Linked DNA regions of Homo sapiens: region 1 is linked to region 2. Evidence: read pairs that join two places in POLR2A ChIA-PET (ENCODE). Cell type or tissue: HepG2. All regions are shown on one strand. Links, peaks and the distances in the headings refer to the core of each region. The heading gives the core; the rest is flanking DNA.

The links. ChIA-PET counts read pairs that join two places held together with the same protein. Peaks named below come from ENCODE experiments on the same cell type or tissue, not always from the same donor. Only the 100,000 strongest peaks of a DNase experiment are listed, where the experiment ranks them.
Region 1: POLR2A ChIA-PET joins it to region 2 with 5 read pairs; 4 of 35 experiments call an interaction of 5 or more read pairs at or near these places.

Annotation. Positions count from the first base shown.
Region 1 is chr2:121,776,197-121,781,574 of GRCh38, forward strand. LOC105373590 (a long non-coding RNA gene) reads right to left here. Exons shown (of 3, transcript XR_923272.2): 2 at 2,594-2,670; 3 at 1,515-1,601. Among named protein-coding and RNA genes, the nearest start is that of LINC01823, 12 kb to the right of the region's middle. RefSeq lists enhancers at 1-408, 409-1,383. In HepG2, for the core only: no CTCF peak of the experiment used is centred there; DNase peaks (open chromatin) are centred at 1,585 and 3,125.
Region 2 is chr2:121,705,265-121,710,642 of GRCh38, forward strand. NIFK-AS1 (NIFK antisense RNA 1) reads left to right here. Exons shown (of 4, transcript NR_037857.1): 3 at 504-643. It also overlaps the pseudogene LOC124906186 and the pseudogene NPM1P32. Among named protein-coding and RNA genes, the nearest start is that of NIFK, 29 kb to the right of the region's middle. In HepG2, for the core only: no CTCF peak of the experiment used is centred there; DNase peaks (open chromatin) are centred at 897, 2,397 and 2,727; H3K4me3 peaks cover 1,557 bases; H3K27me3 peaks cover 684 bases.

The sequences.
Region 1 (5,378 bases), core at 54-5,053, 71 kb after region 2:
GCCTGGCTAATTTTTTGTATTTTTAGTAGAGACGGGGTTTTGCCATGTTGGCCAGGCTGGTCTTGAACTCCTGACCTCAGGTGATTCACCCACCTTGGCTTCCCAAAGTGCTGGGATTACAGGCGTGAGCCACTGTGCCTGCCCTTGCAACTGAAATTCTGTACCCATTAAATAATAACTCCCTTTTACCCCTCTTCCTAGCTCTAGCAACCTTCATTGTACTTTCCATCTCTATGAATTAGACAATTCTGGCTACTACATGTCAGTAGAACCACACAGTATTTATCCTTTTGTGACTGGACTGGCTTATTTCATTAGCATAATGGCTTCCAGGCTTAGCCATATTGTAACACGTGTCAGAATGTTCTTCCTCTTCAGAGCTGAGTAACATTTCATTGTGTGTGTAGACCACATATTGTTTGTCTATGACCTGCCAGTGGGTACTTGGGTTGCTCTGCCTTTTGGTTTTGGCTATGGCGAATCAGACTGCACTTTTAAGACAATGTGTCGTAGGTATGATTTTTATGGGCCATGAACTTAGGTATGCAAAAAAGTAAATTTCTCTATAACAGACCTAATTTCTGTCTTGAACATGTCTTCTCTCTTATAGTATAAACAATTCCAGTGTATTTTTCCTCAGTGACGTATTGGTGTCCTCAGTGATTTTGGATGAGAATTCAGTTTGGGATTTTTTTTCCTTCTGACCACATCCCTTTGATGGATCTCAGTTCCGTGCCATGGCAGTGTGTGTGTGTGTGTGTGTGTGAGAGAGAGAGAGAGTGTGTGTGTGTGTGAGAGAGAGAGAGTATGTGTGTGTGTGTGTGAGAGAGAGTATGTGTGTGTGTGTGTGAGAGAGAGAGGGAGAGAGGGAGTGTGTGTGTGTGTGAGAGAGTATGTGTGTGTGAGAGAGAGAGGGAGAGGGAGAGAGAGTGTGTGTGTGTGTGATTGTGTGTGCACGTGTGTGTGGCTGGTCTGCAGTCATACTCTGCCTTAGGCTGACAGCTTCGGAGGTGCAAATGTGTGTTTCCCTCATTCTACTTTGGCATCCATCATGAAGCCCGCCTTTCCTGGGCCTCGGACCATATGGCCCATGTTTGTCTTTGCTGCGGCTTTCCCTTCTCTTGACTGCAGGACCAGCTCTTCTCCACTGGTTGACTTTTACACCCCACTGGGAGACGTGGGGAAATTTGGCTTACACATTACATGGGGCCAAGGGAGTCTTGTGGGGTTGCCCCAGCATGTTGGTTGCCATTCTATAGAACTGTTCCATGCCTTAACAGTACAAGAAAGTACTGCAAGGCTGTCACCTCCTGGGAGTCTCGACAAGGGGCGGGGTGAAAGTCCCCTCTCCTCTGTCAGATCGGAATGTGTTGAGGGGTTCTGTCATCCTCTTATCTTGGAGATCACCTTCGGGGACTGGTTAGGAGCCGAGATTCTCATGAATTTCTCACTCTGAATAGTCTTCCAACTCTTTTTCTATCCTTAGAATGTTTTAATCTCCTTTCTCTAGTGGGGGAAAAACTGGCTAGAGAAGCATTTCTCTAAGCCCCATGTTTATATAGGCATACCTCTGAGATAATTTTGGGCTCAGTTCCAGACAACTACAATAAAGCAAATATCAGAATACAATGAGTCACATGAATTTCTTGGTTTCCCAGTGCATATAAAAGGTATGTTTAGGGCTGGGTGCAATGGCTCACACCTGTAATCCCAGCACTTGGGAGGCTGAGGTGGGAGGATTGCCGGAGACCAGAACTTTGAGACCAGCCTGGGCAACATAGCAAGACCCTGTCTTTACAAAAAAATGAAAAAATTAGCTGGGCATGGTGGCACACATTTATAGTCCTAGCTGTTAGTCCAAATTTCACCATTTTGTAAGCTCCCTGCTATTTTACAGACTTTGGTTAAAGCAAAACATTTTACAGGGGTTTGGGCCATGAGAAACATTCTGCCTAACCACCTGACCACAAGGCGGACAAAGGCCGTATTAAAGAAACATCCCTATCATATCTTGGTGGGCAAAGATCCAAGGAACATCACGATGACAGCCCACCGGAACAAGGGCCAGAACCACCTCATCACGGGAACATCTTTTCAATATCCTGCCAGGCAGCAAGCCACGCTGCTCAGACCCCTCCCGCCCATAGCTATAAGTACCCCCAGCATATAAGCAGTTGTGGGCACTGGCATTAGGATGGTTCCCCACTTCTGTAGGTTTTATGCTGGACATAAGCCTGCATTTGCTGTCGAGCTGCCCTCTCTGTGTGGGTGTCCCTTACCTTCCCTGCAAAACCTAACACTAGCTCCTTGGGAGACTGAGGCTGGAGGATCGTTTGAGCCCAGGAATTTGAGGTTATAGTGAGCTCTGACTGTGCCACTGCACTCCAGCTTAGGAGAAAGAGTGAGACCCTGTCGCTAAAGAACAAAGCAAAGCAAAACTCAATATCTACAAAGCGCCATAAAATGAAGTATGCCTGTACCAAGAGCTCGGAAGCTGAACTCCAGGAAGAGACGTTGAATTCTCAGCTTTGCTGTGAATTGTGGTTCCTGAGCCCCAGGGGCTGTGCTAGACATAGCCTTCAGGTTTACTTACCTGTTTTCTCCATTCTGCTCTGTCTCCTTAGAGGATGACATCAAAGGGCTGAACTAGTTTCCAGCTTCTGGATGTATCTGGCCAATGAGAAGGGAGGAAAGTAAGACTGGGATGACTTTGTCTGTTAACCCAGGATCATAGCTCCTGCCTGGGGACTTTGTCCTCACAGTTCTCTTCCTCTGTTCAGCTTCTTATAACCACACCCTTCTCTCAGCCAGGGTGACAACAGCACTGCCCTATTATTAGGTAAGGGGCACGACATTAGCCCTCATGTTTTCTTCAAACACTATCCATCCCTTTATAGATTATCCTTTTATTAAACTCTCCTCAAATTACCCAGTTTGAATGTGCCACTGATTTCCTTTTGGGGTTCTGACCGATAATAATGCACGTTCATTGACAACCACACCACCACCCATTGACTATCCAATGTGAGAGGAGGCCCCGAAGCAAAACCAGTAAGAGGAATGCATTCCGATAAGCTAACAGATGTTTACTGCATGAACCAGGTGCAGCTGCTCTTCCATCGTTATTGGCATGCTCTACTATGAGTCCGTAGGTCAGGTGCTGGGGAATGGATGGTATGTGTTCCCTGGGGGATGGGGTGGGAGGAGGTGGTTGGCTTATCTCTAGTGTTTTTACAAAAATCCTTTCTCCCTACAAATTTTAAAGGCTATGGAAGTTCATTAGTAAGTTGAAAAAAAAAAGGAACCCATGAGAAATTTAAAAAAATACTTACTTGTACCACCCAGAGGAAACTACTATTAAAATTTTGGTTTACAGTCTTCCATTTTTTTTTCTATTTCACTATAAAGAGTAATATTGATATTCGATACAAAATTTCTAGTTTTTCATTATGACAAATAATAGTGTGATAAACATCTTGGTATGCAGTCATTGATTGCATTTCTGAGGTTATTTCCTTTTGAAGATTTCTAGAACTCATATATTTCCTTTTTTTTTTTTTTTTTTTTGAGATGGAGTCTGGCTCTGTCACCCAGGCTGGAGTACAGTGGCATGATCTTGGCTCACTGCAACCTCTGCCTCCCAGGTTCAAGTGATTCTCCTGCCTCAGCCTCCCAAGTAGCTGGGATTACAGGGATGCACCAACATGCTTGGCTAATTTTTGTATTTTTAATGGAGACAGGGTTTTGCTACATTGGCCAGGCTGGTCTTGAACTCCTGACCTCAGGTGATCCACCCACGTCAGCTTCCCAAAGTGCTGGGATTACAGGTGTGAGCCACTGTGGCTGGCCGAACTCATATATTTGAATTAAGGGTGTCTTAGTCAGCTTGGGGTGCCATAACAAAATACCATAGACTAGGTGACTTAAACAATAGAAATTTATTTCTCACAGTTTTGGAGGCTGGAAAGTCCAAGATCAAGGTTCTGACTGATTTGGTTTCCGGTAAGGGCTCACTCCCTGGCTTGCAGATGGCTGCCTTCTCACTGTGTCTTCACATGACACAGATAGGGCTCTGATATCTCTTCCTCTTCTATAAGGGCACCATCTCTATCCGATTGAGACCCCACACTTATGACCTCATTTAACTGTCATAACCTCCTCATAGGCCCAATCTCCAAATACAGTCACATTGGTGGTTAGGGCTTCAACATAGAAATGTTAGAGGGTCATGATTCTGTCCCTAACAAAGGATATAAATATTTTAAAGACTAGATACATAATTTCAAATTGCTTTCCAGAAAAGCCATCCCAGTTTATGCTACCACCAGCTATATGTAAAAGTGGCTGTCTCGAAAACCAAACACCACATGTTCTCACTCATAAGTGGGAATTGAACAATGAGAACACTTGGACACAGGGTGGGGAACATCACACACTGGGGCCTGTCGTGGTGTGGGGGAGGGGGGAAGGATAGCATTAGGAGATATACCTAACGTAGATGACGAGTTAATGGGTGCAGCACACCAACACGGCACGTGTATACATATATAACAAACCTGCACTTTGTGCACATGTACTCTAGAACTTAAAGTATAATTTAAAAAAAGAAAAAAAAGTGGCTGTCTCACCACGCTGCCACTAGCATAGCTTATTATGAGTTAGAAAATTTGTTTACTTTTACCAATGTATCTTTTTACTATTTTATTGTTTATTCTTTCCTTAATACCAATATCTCAAAATACTCACTATAACCTGGGTGTGGTGGCTTACGCCTGTAATCCCAGCACTTTGCTAGGCTGATGTGGAAGGATTACTTGAACCCAGCAGCTGAGACCAGCCCGGACAACATAGCAAGATGCTGTCACTACAAAAAGTTAAAAAATTAGCTAAGCATGGTGGCGTGCACCTGTAGATCCAGCTACTCAAGAAGCTGAGTTGGGATTGCTTGAGATCGAGAGGTCGAGGCTGCAGAGAGCTATGATGGTGTACTGCGCTCCAGCCTGGGTGACAGTGAGATCATCTCTTGCTCTCAAAAAAAGAAAATTTACTACTAATATTTTTGTGGTTCTAAATTTTCCAAAAACTAGAATTATAGTCTACATTCTGCTTGTAATTTGCATCTTTTAAATTTAGAAATATAAGATGAATTTCACTTTTATTATATTTTCTTTGCATCCACTTCATTATTTAAAATTTATCATTGCTTAAAACAATTACATCAGTAGTAATGTTTATTATAAAAATTTGATTCACCTCTTTATGTGGCAAGTTTCTGAAATCACATATGGGGCAAGAGTATCGTGTCCCTCTTTGGAAAATGCCATCTGCCATAGCTTCCTTGAGTGCAGGGATTCTCGAGGGGCTCTGGAAACTCCTAT
Region 2 (5,378 bases), core at 190-5,189:
TCAACTTCCATCCAACAGGGGCTGTGTTTGGTGCAGGAGAGGTAGCCTGGAGGATTGTTCTGAGGCTGTGGTTCTTAAACTTTGGTTGCCATCAGGACAGCTTGGGAACTTGGGAAAAAACAAAGGCCCAGGCCCTATCCTGCTGCCATGAGCCTGGGCCTCTGTGTTCTTGTCAGGCTCTTTCTTAGGCCGTGACCATATTGGACTTCCCTGGTTTCCTCTAAGTCACACTGCCAGTTCCTCCCCAGAGCTTTGTGTGCGTTCTTTCCCTTCCTGGAAGGCTTGGGCCCTTTCCTGCCGCTGGGGTTGGGTTAAGTCCCCTTATCATGTGCTCCTGGCTTAGTGCGCCTGCTTTCCATAGCACACAACTTATAATCACTTGTTTGGCATCTGCCTTCCTCATGGGATAGTAAGCTCCATAAGGACAGGGCCCAGGTCACCAATGTGTGGAACGGTGCCTGACACACTGTTCGTTTATCTGTTCTTTGACCACGGTCCTGAAGAAATGCCCAGGAGGATTGACGAGATTGAGGTCAAGATCGTGGCCCAGTGTGTGGCGCTCCAAGCCAGCTCTTCCCCTTTCAAAACCAGAAAAGCCGCATGTTTAGATCGCTCTAGGAGATTCATCTCCATTACGATACAGGTGGGTAATGAGTTTCCCTCATAAACTTTTTTTTTCTTTTCTTTTTTATTTAATTTTCACATCAGATATGTAATGTGCCAAGGTAGTAACAAGGTTTGAGGGAGGCACATCTCACACGAATGTGAAAACTCAAAAGATCTAAACTAAGTTTTGAAACAAATCCACAAGTGGGTTTTTCCTCCACAGGGTAAGATTTTCTCCACATGTTTTGACTTGGGTGCATGGGCGTTGCCTTCCCTGCCTGTGGCCTTCAAAAGACCATGGGTGCGAAGTCCAAGCTTTGACTCTTCTGCCTATGATTCTCTGTCAAATGAGAGGCCAAAATTAAAACCACAATGAGGTATCACTAAACACCCACTAGAGTGGCTAAAATTGAAAATTCTGACTATACAAAATATTGGCAAGGATGTAGAGCGACTGGGACTCCCATACATTGCTGTTGGAAATAGTTTGGCAGGTTCCTATAAAGTTAGAATAAATTTATCATATAACCCAGAGATCCAACTTGTACGTATTTATCCAAGAGAAATAAAAACATATGTTCATTCAAAGCCTTGTATATGAATATTTATAAGTGCTTTATTAATGATAGCATAAAACTGGAAGCAATTAAAATGTCTATCAGCTGGTGAATGGACAAACTGTGCTTCATTCACCTAGCAATAAAAAGAACTACTGATGCATGGATGATGGTCTGTGAAACAGAGAAAAATGAGTCTATGCTGTATGATTCCATTCATATGAAATTATAGAAAAGTTTAGCCAGGCGTGATGGCAGGCGCCTGTAGTCCCAGCTCCTTGGGAGGCTGAGGCAGGAGAATCACTTGAACCCTGGAAGGGGGAAGTTGCAGTGAGCTGAGATTGTGCCACTGCACTCCAGTCTGGGTGGCAGAGTGAGACTCCGTCTCAAAAAAAAAAAAAAAAAAAAGAAATCATAGAAAAGACAAACTATAGGGTCAGAAATGAGATCAGTGGTAGCCTGGAACCAGGGGTTGTGGGAGGAGATTGGCCGCAAAGGAGCATGAGGGAACTTTGGAGTGATGGAATTATTCTGCATTTTGATTGTGGGGCTGGTTGCACAGGTGTATGTATTTGTCAAAATTCATTCAACATCTGGTCATGGTGGGCTCACACCTGTAATCCCAGTGCTTTGAGAGGCCAAGGCGGGCAGATCACCTAGGTCAGGAGTTTGAGACCAGCCTGGCCAATGTGGTGAAACCCCGTCTCTACTAAAAGTACAAAAGTTAGCCGGGCATGGTGGCATATGCCTGTAGTCCCAGCTATTCGGGAGGCTGAGGCAGAATTGCTCAAACTGGGGAGGCAGAGGTTGCAGTGAGCTGAGATCACACCATTGCACTCCAGCCTGGCGACAGAGCGAGACTTCGTCTCAAAAACAAACAAAAAGTTTGTTTTGTTTTTAAGGCCTACTTCAATGCAAGCAGAACAAATTTTTAATCTCCGAAAACATGGCTTTTGAAAGGAAACAATAAAAACTCTGCCACTGGGCTAGTGTTACCTGCTTAAAGGATCTGGTGGCTGAATGAAGGTCATTATATCATCAGAGAAAGCCCTCACTTCCTGACACAGTAGCATCTGTGAGGAACAATTAATTGCAACCCTATACCCCCCGCACAAGTGATTTTTATGGTCTCACAACCCCAGGTTGTTAAAATGAGAGGTCAACATCCCTGCTGGTTCGTGGGAAATTCTTCATGGACACATACCTGCCTGGTGATGTGTTGGTCATTTTTCCATTTAGCAGGCAGCTGTGGGTAACGTTTAACCAGGAAAAGAGAGGCTAAATTATGCAAGACATTTACAACGTAAAGAGGGGAGAAACTTCCGTCTGGTCACACTGGGGGTGGCAAGAGTACATATGGACTTCCTCGCGTTTTACCAGCAAAACAGGTGCCAAACATCCCCCGTGGGCTTCTGAGAGCCCCTGCTCTCAGCTTGCTGAGACTTTTGGAAACTGTTTGAAGGCTTCCAAACACCTGCTAACAGGAAGACAAAAGAGTGAGGTTTCTATTTTATGACTTCATCAGGATGATAGGAATGTTCTTGAGTCCATTGCAGCACCTTGCTCTGACCACACCAGCAGGGCGGGAGCAGGGGTGGCGCTGGCAGCAGGCCTCTTCCCACCACTGCTCTTGAGCTCATCTCTGATGGTATCATTCCCAGCTATTTGTTATAAGTTTTTCCTCTTAAACCTACAATTGTTTCAAATCTGCCAGTTTATCTTTTTTTTTCTGTTTTCTTTCCTTTTTTTTTTTTTGATTCATTCAAATATTTATTAAGCAGCTAAGGAGATACAAAGGCGACTTAAAACATTGTCAGAGGTGAGGCAAATGCACAAGTAATAGAAAGGAAAGGGCAAGGTTCACTGAATCACAGCAGCCGGAAGAAAGTGCTTTAGGGAACCAAGCGTGAGATTATTTCCAGCCTGAAGAGGCATGGGTGGCAAATCAGAAAAGGGGATTGAAATTAAAATAGAAGACTTCAGTCTGGATTGTTGATGACACTCAGTATGGACTATATTTGTCTCTCCTTTTCCTTTCTCCCCATCTTTGGGCTTAATTTACCAGCAGTGCCCAGGACTGTTCAATGCGCTTTTTCTATACTTGCTTGCATTTTCGCTTTAATGTCTTCTATGGAACTAGGTCCTTTCGGTGTTTTAGAAGTTTTTTCCTGTTTTTTTGAAGGAGTCTTGTCCTTTTGATCTTGGTGTTGACGGTTTTGAGTCTTTTCCATTCTGATTTGACTTTTGTGCATTTTTGGCTGGAGTATCTCGTATGGATTTCTTCACCGGCGCTTTTTCTTCAGCTTCCCCATCATCAAAATCCTCATCATCATCATCTTCATCTTCATCAGCAGCAACTTTTACTTTTTTCTGTGGAATCTTGCTACCACCTCCACGGGCCGACCGCTTTCCAGATACACTTAAGAGTTTCACATCCTCCTCCTCTTCATCTTCTGACTCTGCATCTTCCTCCACAGCTACTAAGTGCTGTCCACTAATATGCACTGGCCCTGAACCACACTTCAACCGTAAGACCACTGGTGGTGTGATTTCAAAGCCTCCAAGGGAATCCTTTGGCTGTACAGACATTTTCAAAGTTGCCAGTGTTACTTTAATTGGACTGCCTTTGTAATTCATTGCCTCTACTTCAACAATGTGCAATTCATCCTTTGTACCAGCCCCTAAACAGGGAGAATAGCCGCGCAGGACGGAATCACACCAGGTTTTTTTTTGTTGTTTTTTTTTTGAGATAGTGTTTTGCTCTTGTTGCCCAGGCTGGAGTGTAATGGCACGACCTCGGCTCACTGCAACCTGTGCCTCCCAGATTCAAACAATTCTCCTGCCTCAGCCTCCTGAGTAGCTGGGATTACAGGCATGCACCACCACGCCGAGCTAATTTTGTATTTTTAGTAGAGACAGGGTTTCGCCATGTTGGTCAGGCTAGTCTTGAACTCCCGACCTCAGGTAATCCACCCACCTCAGCCTCCCAAAGTGCTGGGATTACAGGAGTGAGCCACCATGCCCAGCCTCCTTTCTTTTTTTTTTTTTTTTTTAAGACAGAGTCTCGCTATATTGCCCAGACTGGTCTCAAACTCCTGGACTCAAGCAGTACTCCCACATCCCAGATAGTTGGGACTACAGGTGTGTGCCACTATGCCCAGCAAATCAGCCAATTAATAATAATAAAAGAAAAATCTGTTGCCTGTATTGGGAAGTTTTTGCTTGCCTGTGACAGAAATCTAACTCAAACTGGTTTTGGGGTGAAAAAGAAAATGATTAGCACACCTTACTGAAAAGTCTAAGGAATGTCATGCATGGCTAGATTGAGGGACTCAGACAAGGGCCTCAAGAAACCATCTCCTTCCATCTCTTGGTTTGGCTTTTTTTGGGGCTGGCTTTATTCTTGGGCTAGGGCTCCCTGTGGTGATGAAAGGGCCGCCAGCTGCTCCTCCGAGTTTGGAGACACTGTGGGAAGTGTGCCTATCCCAATAGTTCTAGCAAGAGTCCTAGGGAGGACTCTCATTTGCCCAAACTTTATAACATGTCTGTCCCTGCGGCCTGGGCCTTGTTGCACTGGCAGGACCTCTTGCTGGGGTCACTCACATAGGTTGATTTGAAAGGGAGACTCGCATGGGTTGACTAGAGTGGGGAGAGGTGGTGAATTCAAAGAAAATTGGGAGGCGAACGTTCAAGGCCAACGAGGCTGGGAACCAGAAACAGCAGACGTCTGCCACAGTCCTCCTGTGTTTCTTAGGCATTTCCTAGCATGGTGTGCTGAATCTTAGGTCTTCCCTAACCCCCACAGTGGCATCAGATAATTTCCTTCTTTCCAATGAATGAACTCATTGGGCACTTCTCTCACGCCCACATCTGAACTATTCACTCCCTTGGCACTTCCTGGGTACCTGTTCTGTGCAGTTGATTGCCAAGTGTGGGGGAGCAGGTGGGGGTGGGCACAAGGTTGAACGGGACACAGTCTGAGGGAGACAGACAGTAAACAATTACAGTGGGATCTGTCCCTCTGGGTCTTCGAGTTTGTGCCCACCTTCCTGTGTTCCCAGTTTTTGTACCTCGGAAATGCTCTCTGATGTTAGACACAGATCTGTGACAGGTAGGACAGATCAGTCAAGGTGGTGGAGGAGCGTGGTTGTGGGAGGTGCGTTGACTGTGGCTATTTACTCTGCCAGAGAGGAGGCACTGATTGCTCTGGTCAGC